2 separate regions of the Homo sapiens genome follow, and region 1 is linked to region 2. Evidence: read pairs that join two places in POLR2A ChIA-PET (ENCODE). Cell type or tissue: GM12878. All regions are shown on one strand. Links, peaks and the distances in the headings refer to the core of each region. The heading gives the core; the rest is flanking DNA.

The links. ChIA-PET counts read pairs that join two places held together with the same protein. Peaks named below come from ENCODE experiments on the same cell type or tissue, not always from the same donor. Only the 100,000 strongest peaks of a DNase experiment are listed, where the experiment ranks them.
Region 1: POLR2A ChIA-PET joins it to region 2 with 8 read pairs; 10 of 35 experiments call an interaction of 5 or more read pairs at or near these places.

The regions. Positions count from the first base shown.
Region 1 is chr17:59,745,087-59,749,510 of GRCh38, reverse strand. The region is part of intron 5 of VMP1 (vacuole membrane protein 1); the gene reads right to left. Among named protein-coding and RNA genes, the nearest start is that of VMP1, 40 kb to the right of the region's middle. In GM12878, for the core only: a CTCF peak has its summit at 2,480 (motif pointing left); no DNase peak of the experiment used is centred there.
Region 2 is chr17:59,695,214-59,699,534 of GRCh38, reverse strand. CLTC (clathrin heavy chain) reads right to left here. Exons shown (of 32, transcript NM_004859.4): 32 at 2,579-4,321. PTRH2 (peptidyl-tRNA hydrolase 2) reads left to right here. Exons shown (of 2, transcript NM_016077.5): 2 at 1,557-2,227. The coding sequence starts at 1,557. The coding sequence ends at 2,096. Among named protein-coding and RNA genes, the nearest start is that of PTRH2, 10 kb to the left of the region's middle. RefSeq lists an enhancer at 2,784-2,833. In GM12878, for the core only: no CTCF peak of the experiment used is centred there; a DNase peak (open chromatin) is centred at 2,641; H3K4me3 peaks cover 198 bases.

The DNA.
Region 1 (4,424 bases), core at 220-4,219, 50 kb before region 2:
ATTTAAACTTGAGCTTCAGTACCGGTGAAAGTTGATTTATATCTAGTTCATCACATCTTTTAAAGTGTGGCCCTTTAGAGTTCAAATTCAAAGCCTGCAGGTTTATCAGGGCCTATCCTTGGCCAGTCTCTCTTCTTTGGGTTTTCTGTATAACTTAGATCTTGGTCTTATAATTCTTTTACTCTCTTTAAACATATATACAAATACTCATATATACATATACTCACCTTTAAACATATATTTAAAAATTTATTGGCTGGGCATGGTGGCTCACGCCCGTAATCCCAGCACTTTGGGAGGCTGAGGTAGGCGGATCGCGAGGTCAGGAGTTCAAGGCCAGCATGACTAACACAGTGAAACCCCGTCTCTAATAAAAATACAAAAAAAAAAAAAAATAGCCAGGCGTAGTAGCGGGCACCTGTAATTCCAGCTACTGGGGAGGCTGAGGCAGGAGAAACACTGGAACCCAGGAAGCAGAGGTTGCAGTGAGCCGAGATCGCACCACTGCACTCCAGCCTGGGATCCAGCACTGCACTCCAGTGCTGGGATCACAGGCATGAGGCAGCCTGTGACAGCCACTCAAGACAGAGTGAGACTCTGTCTCAAAAAAAAAAAATAAATAATAATAATAATAAATTTATCCACTCTTTTAAGAAACTTTTATGGGAGAGTTGGTCCAAATTGCCTAGTCATCATTGTTGGAAATGAAATGATCAGTGGTTTTCAATTATTCTATAACACTGTACTGAAATCAATTGTGGGAAATGTTCCTAATTTGTTAAGACCAGCTAAAGCATATAAATTGAAAATTATTACATTTCAAAAATAAATCAGAGTAAGCGTAGTGATATTGCTAATTATAATAGCAGCAATCATTTATTGAATACCTTGCATTTACTAGGTACTGAGCTGAAAACTGTACAAGTAATTTCATTAATCCTCAAAACAGTCTTATGAGATGGGTACTATTATTATCACTCCCATTTACAGTTGAATGACTGAGGTTTAAAAGTTAAGAAATTTGCCAAATATCACACAGCTAGTAATATTGTACTAGACATTCAAACCTAGCTGTTTTACTCTGAAGAGGCCCTATTTCCTATCATAGGAATGAAGGATTTAATGAAAGATTTTATTCTTTTAACAAAATCGGTTTCAATCACTTGCATATTCCTGAATATTAAAGAAAAGATTGGACTTAAAGTTAGTATGTTTGGTATTACACCTGACACTGGGCATACCATAGGAGTTATGTCCTCCATGTAAATATGTGTATCAAAACGAAAGGAAAGGTTTTTTTTTTTTTTTTTTTTTTGAGACGGAGTCTCGCTCTATTGCCCAGGCTGGAGTGCAGCGGCATGATCTTGGCTCACTGTAAGCTCCGCCTCCTGGGTTCACGCCATTCTCCTGCCTCAGCCTGCCGAGTAGCTGGGACTACAGGCGCCCGCCACCACACCTGGCTAATTTTTTGTATTTTTAGTAGAGACGGGGTTTCACTGTGTTAGCCAGGATGGTCTCGATCTTCTGACCTCGTGATCCGCCCGTCTTGGCCTCCCAAAGTGCTGGGATTACAGGCGTGAGCCACCGCGCCTGGCTGGAAAGGCTTTTTTTTTTAAGAGACAGGGTTTCGCTCTGTAACACAGGCTGGAGTGCAGTGGGACAATCATAGCTCACTGCAGCCTTAAACTCCTGGGCTCAAGTAGTCTTCCTACCTCAACTTCCTGAGTAGCTAGGACGATAGGTGTTCACCCCCACACCCAGCTAATTAAAATAATTTTTTTTTTAAAGAAATGGGGTCTTGGCCAGGCACTGTGGCTCATGTCTGTAATCCTAGCACTTTGGGAGGCCAAAGCGGGTGGATCACTTGAGGTTAGGAGTTCAAGACCTGCCTGGCCAACATGGTGAAACCCCATCTCTACTAAAAATACAAAAATTAGCTGGGCGGTAGTGGCACGCGACTGTAATCCCAGCTACCTGCTAAGCTGAGGCAGGAGAATCACTTGAGCCTGGGAGGCAGAAGTTGTGGCGAGCCGAGATTGTGCCACTGTACTCCAGCCTGGGCAACAGAGTGAGATTCCATCTCAAAAAAAAAAAAAAGAAAGAAAGAAAGAAAGAAAAAAACCCGGGGTCTTGCTTTGTTGCCCAGGCTGGTCTTAAACTCCTGGCCTCAAGTGATCCCCCTGCCTCCCTCTCCCAATGTGCTGGGATTACAGGCATAAGCTGGCCAGAAAGGTAGACTATTAACTGCTGAACTAATTAATGAACGAATGCGAGAAACTATTAAGAAATGCTCTTTTTACTTACATGCGTAGACTGGTTTTAGGTAGGCATGAATACAAGTAAATAACAGAATATGTCTCCTGGCTTAGTAGAGCCATTTGATGGCTTGGTTTTTGGGTGAAGTTGCTCTACACACATATATTTATCCAGACTAGAAACTGCAAATACAACAGTATATTGGCTGTATTAGCAATGCCACCTAGTGGCAGCCAAATATAGATATATTTTGAAAAAAGTTGTAGAAGAATGGTTCTTAACATTTCACAGTCTTTGGAGAACCTGATGAATACTACAGGTTCTTTCTTGCTAGAAAAAAAGCTTATTTGCAATGATACATAACAAGTACAGTGCTTTCAGAAATTAACAGGCCTCCTGAAACCCACCTTTTAACTATTAAAATTAATAGAACAAAGCAAGTAACCTAGTAGCCCAACCAACTCTCCGTAAGCCATCAGCAGAAAAAATTTATTTATTTCCCCTTCATCTCCTCCTTTCTGGTTAGCAACCACTATTCTTGCATAAACAGTATCTTAACTTGTCCCTCTGGGCTAGGTACTTGGTCTCTGCAAATTACTTGATTTACACTTTACTCAAATCGATTTACAAAACTTGATGGTTAGTAATTTTTCCCTGATGATTTTCATTAAATTTAATGATCAAATAAACAGTAACTTTTATTTGTAACATTTAAAGAAGTGATGAGGACTTCTAAGATATCTTAATTTCAAGTTATAACCTTTCAGTTATATCTAAAAATATTGCCGGGCATGTTGGCTCACGCCTGTAATCCCAGTACTTTGGGAGGCTGAGGCGGGTGGATCACCTGAGGCCAGGAGTTCAAGACCAGCCTGGCCAACATGGCAAAATCCTGTCTCTACTAAAAATACAAAAATTAGCTGGGTGTGGCGGTGCACACCTATAATTTCCAGCTACTTGGGAAGCTGAGGCACTAGAATTGCTTGAACCCGGGAGGCGGTGGTTGCAGTGAGCTGAGATCACAGCACTGCACTCCAGCCTGGGTGTCAGAGAGAGATGCTATCTCAATAAATAAATAAATAAAAATATAAATGAAACTGTTTACGGATAAATTTAAGACAAATTCTCCATTTTAAAGCCAAACACGTAGGTATCTAATATTTTAGGAAATTTAGTAAGTCTTTTAGGTGACTAGTATACAACCAATTATAACTTACTAAATGATACTTCCAAAAAAGATACCTTCCACACTCTAGGAATCATTCATTCTAAACACAAATTTCAAAAACCTAATTGGGAAATTTTGCCTATGCAGAAAAAAAATTCATATTTCACTTTTAAGCTACGATTTCCAGTAAAGAGAGCCATAATAAATAATGAATTACATTTTTTTCTGTTAAAATTAGTTTCTTTTTCACCACAAACTGTTATCAAAAGGAGGCCCATATTTTTCACCAGACTACTCTCCCAATATGATCATTTATTCTCTTTGTTGAGGGTTAGTTATATGGGTATATTGCAGAGGTGCCTGTTTCATCAGCACATAATAGAACATGAGAATGTCACATTTCCCTAAGTGAGGATTATGTTAAGCCTGGAAAATGAAAGTAAGTGTAATTAGGATATCCTAAACACAACTGCATTTCCTACATATAAAAGAAAAGAAATGGTGACCAATAAGGATAAAATTCTGTTGATCACTAATCAGCAAGAAAATGGCATAAGCTTAAAAAAACCAGAGATTATTTGAAATTGTTTCTATTAAGTAAAAACCCAGATCAGATTTTGAAACCTTTGACTCTGCTTTGCTTCTGGTTTCTTATTTTACTCTTTTCTATAATTGCCAAAGTTCACAAGTAAATAGTTTACGCTTATTAATTAAAATTTTTACACTTGTCACACTATTGGTTATTGACTAGCTTGGCTCTTGGGAGGCCTAAGTGAGATAATTCATTTAAAGTGATGCTCACAGAGACTACCACCTAGTAAACATTCAATAAATGTTAGCTGCCTATCAGTCAGGATAGGTTAGATTATGACGTAATAACAAACAACACAAAGATCTCAAGCAACATCTATCACTTATGCTCACATTTCATTGGTCAAAGCAAATAATATGGCTGGAGTTCAGTAAGGTAGGGATGCAAAATCTTCCCATAGGAATGGGT
Region 2 (4,321 bases), core at 322-4,321:
TGCTAAAAGACCGTGCCAGTGATCCTACATATACACAAATGTTTAAAGCAAGTCATGGATGGTTCCAGCGCTTCAAAAGGCGTCATAATTTTCACAATGTAAAGATCACTGGTGAGGCAGCACGTGCTGGTAATGAAGGTGCCATAGCTTTTAAGGAACAGCTGCATAGGATAATTATGGCTAAAGATCTTTGCAATAAGGAGCTGATTGCACTGGAGGAAGAAAGAGGTAAAGGCGTTGAGGCAGTGGAAGAAGTTACACCCACGGCACCTAGAAAGTTCACAGCAAAGAAACTGGCAGAGGCATTTGCTGCTATCAGCAGTGGCCTACACGTTAGAAGAAATGGACGTCAATTACGAGAGATTCGCCACAGTTGACAGGCGCAGATACAGGATGCTCTTGCTTGCTACAGAGAAATATATAGTGAAAAGAAGAAACAAGCTGTACGGTCAAAACTTGGTATCTTCCTGAAGAACAACACTATGCTTGCTAAACCATCAACTAGTGTTGATGTCCCAATGCCTTCTACCACCTATTCTCGATGTTCATCAGAAGAGAGAGAAATTGAGGACCCTGTTGCATCCCCATCATCCAGCAATTAATTCTATTTCAGTGCTTCAAACATTTTTCAGGACCACTGTGCTTTCAGCTGTGTAAATTAATGGTGAGTACCCATACAACCATTGTTTTCCACTTACAGTATTCAATAAATTACAGGAGATATTCAACACTATTATAAAAGAGCCTCGTGTTAGATGATTTTTGTCCAACTGTAGGCTAATGTAAGTGTTCTGAGCACATTTAAGGTAGGCTAGGCTAAGTCATGATATTCTGTAGGTGTATTAAATGCATTTTTGGCTTACAGTATTTTCAATTAATTGGGTTAATTGGGATATAACCCCATGGAAAATTGAGGAGCACCTGTACATAGTAAAACTATGCAAAAAATATTTTGTGTTCTTAAGTAAAATGATGTTGAGTTCTCATCTCAGTTATTAAGTTTTTCAGCTGCACTCACGTCCAATGGGACAACTCTTCATTTTGTAAGGTTTTTAGCATCCTTGCTCAGGCTTAGTAAATTTCAGTAGTGCACCTCACTCCAGGCCCATTAATGTGACAGTGAGGTTCTTCTGAGGGTAACTGATTTGATACCATCTCCACTGAGAACCACTGCATTGTGAAAACACCGATTAGCACTGTATTCCAGGAAAGGGTTATTTTTGGTTTCTTTAAATCTTAGGCATCTTGGTAAAACGGAACATCTCCACAAGACTAAGGGAAGACTGAGGAATAGAGTTTTTGAACTTTATGCAACTTCGTTTACATCAAGATTCAAAATGACCTAAACTGTTTCATGTGGATGCTTGAATCTTTTCTAGTACACTGGTGGTGGGCAAGAGGGTGTTGGAAACAGGGTGCAGGCATAAGATCAAAGGTGTGTTTTGCCTTTTTTCTGGATGACCATTAAGTGTATAGTCAAAATGTTTCTCTGATAAGCCTATACCTCTGTAAGTTGTTACTGCCGGATAGTGATAACTGTTTTCCTTTCCTTTAAGATGCCCTCCAAATCCTTGGTTATGGAATATTTGGCTCATCCCAGTACACTCGGCTTGGCTGTTGGAGTTGCTTGTGGCATGTGCCTGGGCTGGAGCCTTCGAGTATGCTTTGGGATGCTCCCCAAAAGCAAGACGAGCAAGACACACACAGATACTGAAAGTGAAGCAAGCATCTTGGGAGACAGCGGGGAGTACAAGATGATTCTTGTGGTTCGAAATGACTTAAAGATGGGAAAAGGGAAAGTGGCTGCCCAGTGCTCTCATGCTGCTGTTTCAGCCTACAAGCAGATTCAAAGAAGAAATCCTGAAATGCTCAAACAATGGGAATACTGTGGCCAGCCCAAGGTGGTGGTCAAAGCTCCTGATGAAGAAACCCTGATTGCATTATTGGCCCATGCAAAAATGCTGGGACTGACTGTAAGTTTAATTCAAGATGCTGGACGTACTCAGATTGCACCAGGCTCTCAAACTGTCCTAGGGATTGGGCCAGGACCAGCAGACCTAATTGACAAAGTCACTGGTCACCTAAAACTTTACTAGGTGGACTTTGATATGACAACAACCCCTCCATCACAAGTGTTTGAAGCCTGTCAGATTCTAACAACAAAAGCTGAATTTCTTCACCCAACTTAAATGTTCTTGAGATGAAAATAAAACCTATTCCCATGTTCTATGGTTGGCAGTTGTCATCTTGGGCTTAAAAACAGTACTGTTGGTTAAATGGTCTTGGTGGTTCAAGTGAGAGGCTGAAACAGATATTTAAGATGAGAGAAACAGGTCATGATACAATTGGATTAAAATGGAGGAAACAGCATTTCCCTATACATGGTTAGGTCCCTTTGTGTTGGTAGCCCTTCCCCAAGACTATGCTGCTGTCCCCCTGGAGGTCGAGGTTCAAGGGTATTCCCACTAGAGGCAAGCTGCAGTTTGTTCCCCTGCTGTCACTTTTTGGGTGACTGATACAGCCACCCTCAATGGAGTCCCATGGTTTATAACCTGTTTAAATTTTGTCTCCAGGTTGAGTTTTATAGCATTGATACAACCTACTGTGCAGTGTTTCATGTTCACCTTCCCTGACCCATACTGGCCAAAGGTTAATCAGCAGTGGTTCTAAATCACAGCCTATTAAAGTTTCTCACTTCCCCCCTTTCTTGTAACAATGAAGCCACTGAAACTTGAGTAACCTTATGGACCTTAACAGATGGAAATGGGTGGGCCCAAGTAAGAATTTATGGTAACTGTAAAGTGAACGTAGTTTGTCATCCCTGCTAGTATTTTTTCCTAGAACTAACTTTGACAATTAAGGGTGCCTTTTTTCCCTTTTGATCTTTAGATACACTTGATACAATCCTAATAATTACTATGTTATACCAGTTACCCAGAATATGAGGCAGAGGGTCCCAACTCCCCAAGCCACATAGCTTCCTGATAGTCATCTTGTTAGAAACTATTTAAGCCTTCTTTTAGGAGGATACTGACAGTAATTTCTAAAATCAGTGTATCCCCAAGAACTGTAATGATGCCAGGGAGAATTTTGGTAATAGGCCCATTTTAAGTGGCTCCACCTCTCTATGGTTAACTGCAATATAAGCAGCGTTATAGCACCATCTCAAGGTCTAAGGTCATTGGTGGAGTATTGTGGGCAGAACACTAAAGACAGCCTTGAAATTTCTAATATTTGATTCATTTAATACACTTCGCACAGGCATATGACAGCACAGGAGAAAAATTGCAACTGTGAATGATGCCACAATAGCAACTATTTCTAAACAGAATGTTTACTGGCTGCAAAAGTGATGCAACAAAATGCAACGTTAAGACTGAGTTGAACTCAGTGCTAAGTGCATGATTCTGGCTCAGGTAATTTCTGAGGTTTGCCTCAGATAGACTGATGGCTCCAAATTCAAAGGTAGTGGCATTCCCAACAGGATGGCATGGGGTGGCTAAGTAACTGTCATGGCATATCTACTAAAAGGAATACTATGAAAATTCTGGTAATTGTGGATATATGCTTGTTTTCTAGTTCATCTGTACTTGGTATTTTATAGAACTCATAATCTTATAGTTTTCAAAGTATACTCTGCAGAACCCACAGGGTCTCCACAGAGTCAATGTTTTCATAATACTATTATTATTTTTTTTTTCTCTGTGTTGATATTTGCACTGAGGGTGCAAAAGCAGTGGTGGGGAAAACTGATGGCACCTCCCACAAATCAAAGCAGGGGCACCATTGTATTCTTCACTGACCTGCACTCACATTAAACACTTTCACTTAATGTCCTGGATGAAACTAAATAGGTTTTTTTGTTTTTTGAGACAAGAGTCTCATTCTGTCACCCAGGATGGAGTGCAGTGACGTGATCTTGGCTCACTACAACCTTTGCCTCACAGGTTCAAGTGATTCTCATGCCTCAGCCTCCTGCCTCCTGAGTAGCAGCTAGGATCTTATAGGCATCCACCATCACACCTGGCTGATTTTTTATTTTTAGTAGAGATGGAGTCACCATGTTGGTCAGGCTTGTCTCGAACTCCTGGCCTCAAGCAATCCGCCTGCCTCAGCCTCCCAAAGTGCTGGGATTACAGGCATGAGCCACCACACCTGGTGGGACAGGGATTTTAAGTTTTAAAAAACTCTTCTGTGGAGCTTATGTTAGGTAATTTGCCTAAGAGAGTTGTAAAGCAGTGCAAGACTAACTAGGCAAGGGGGTATGTGTAGCTATTGAGGATTAAGGGATAGTGAAATGAACTTTAGGAACATTCTCAGC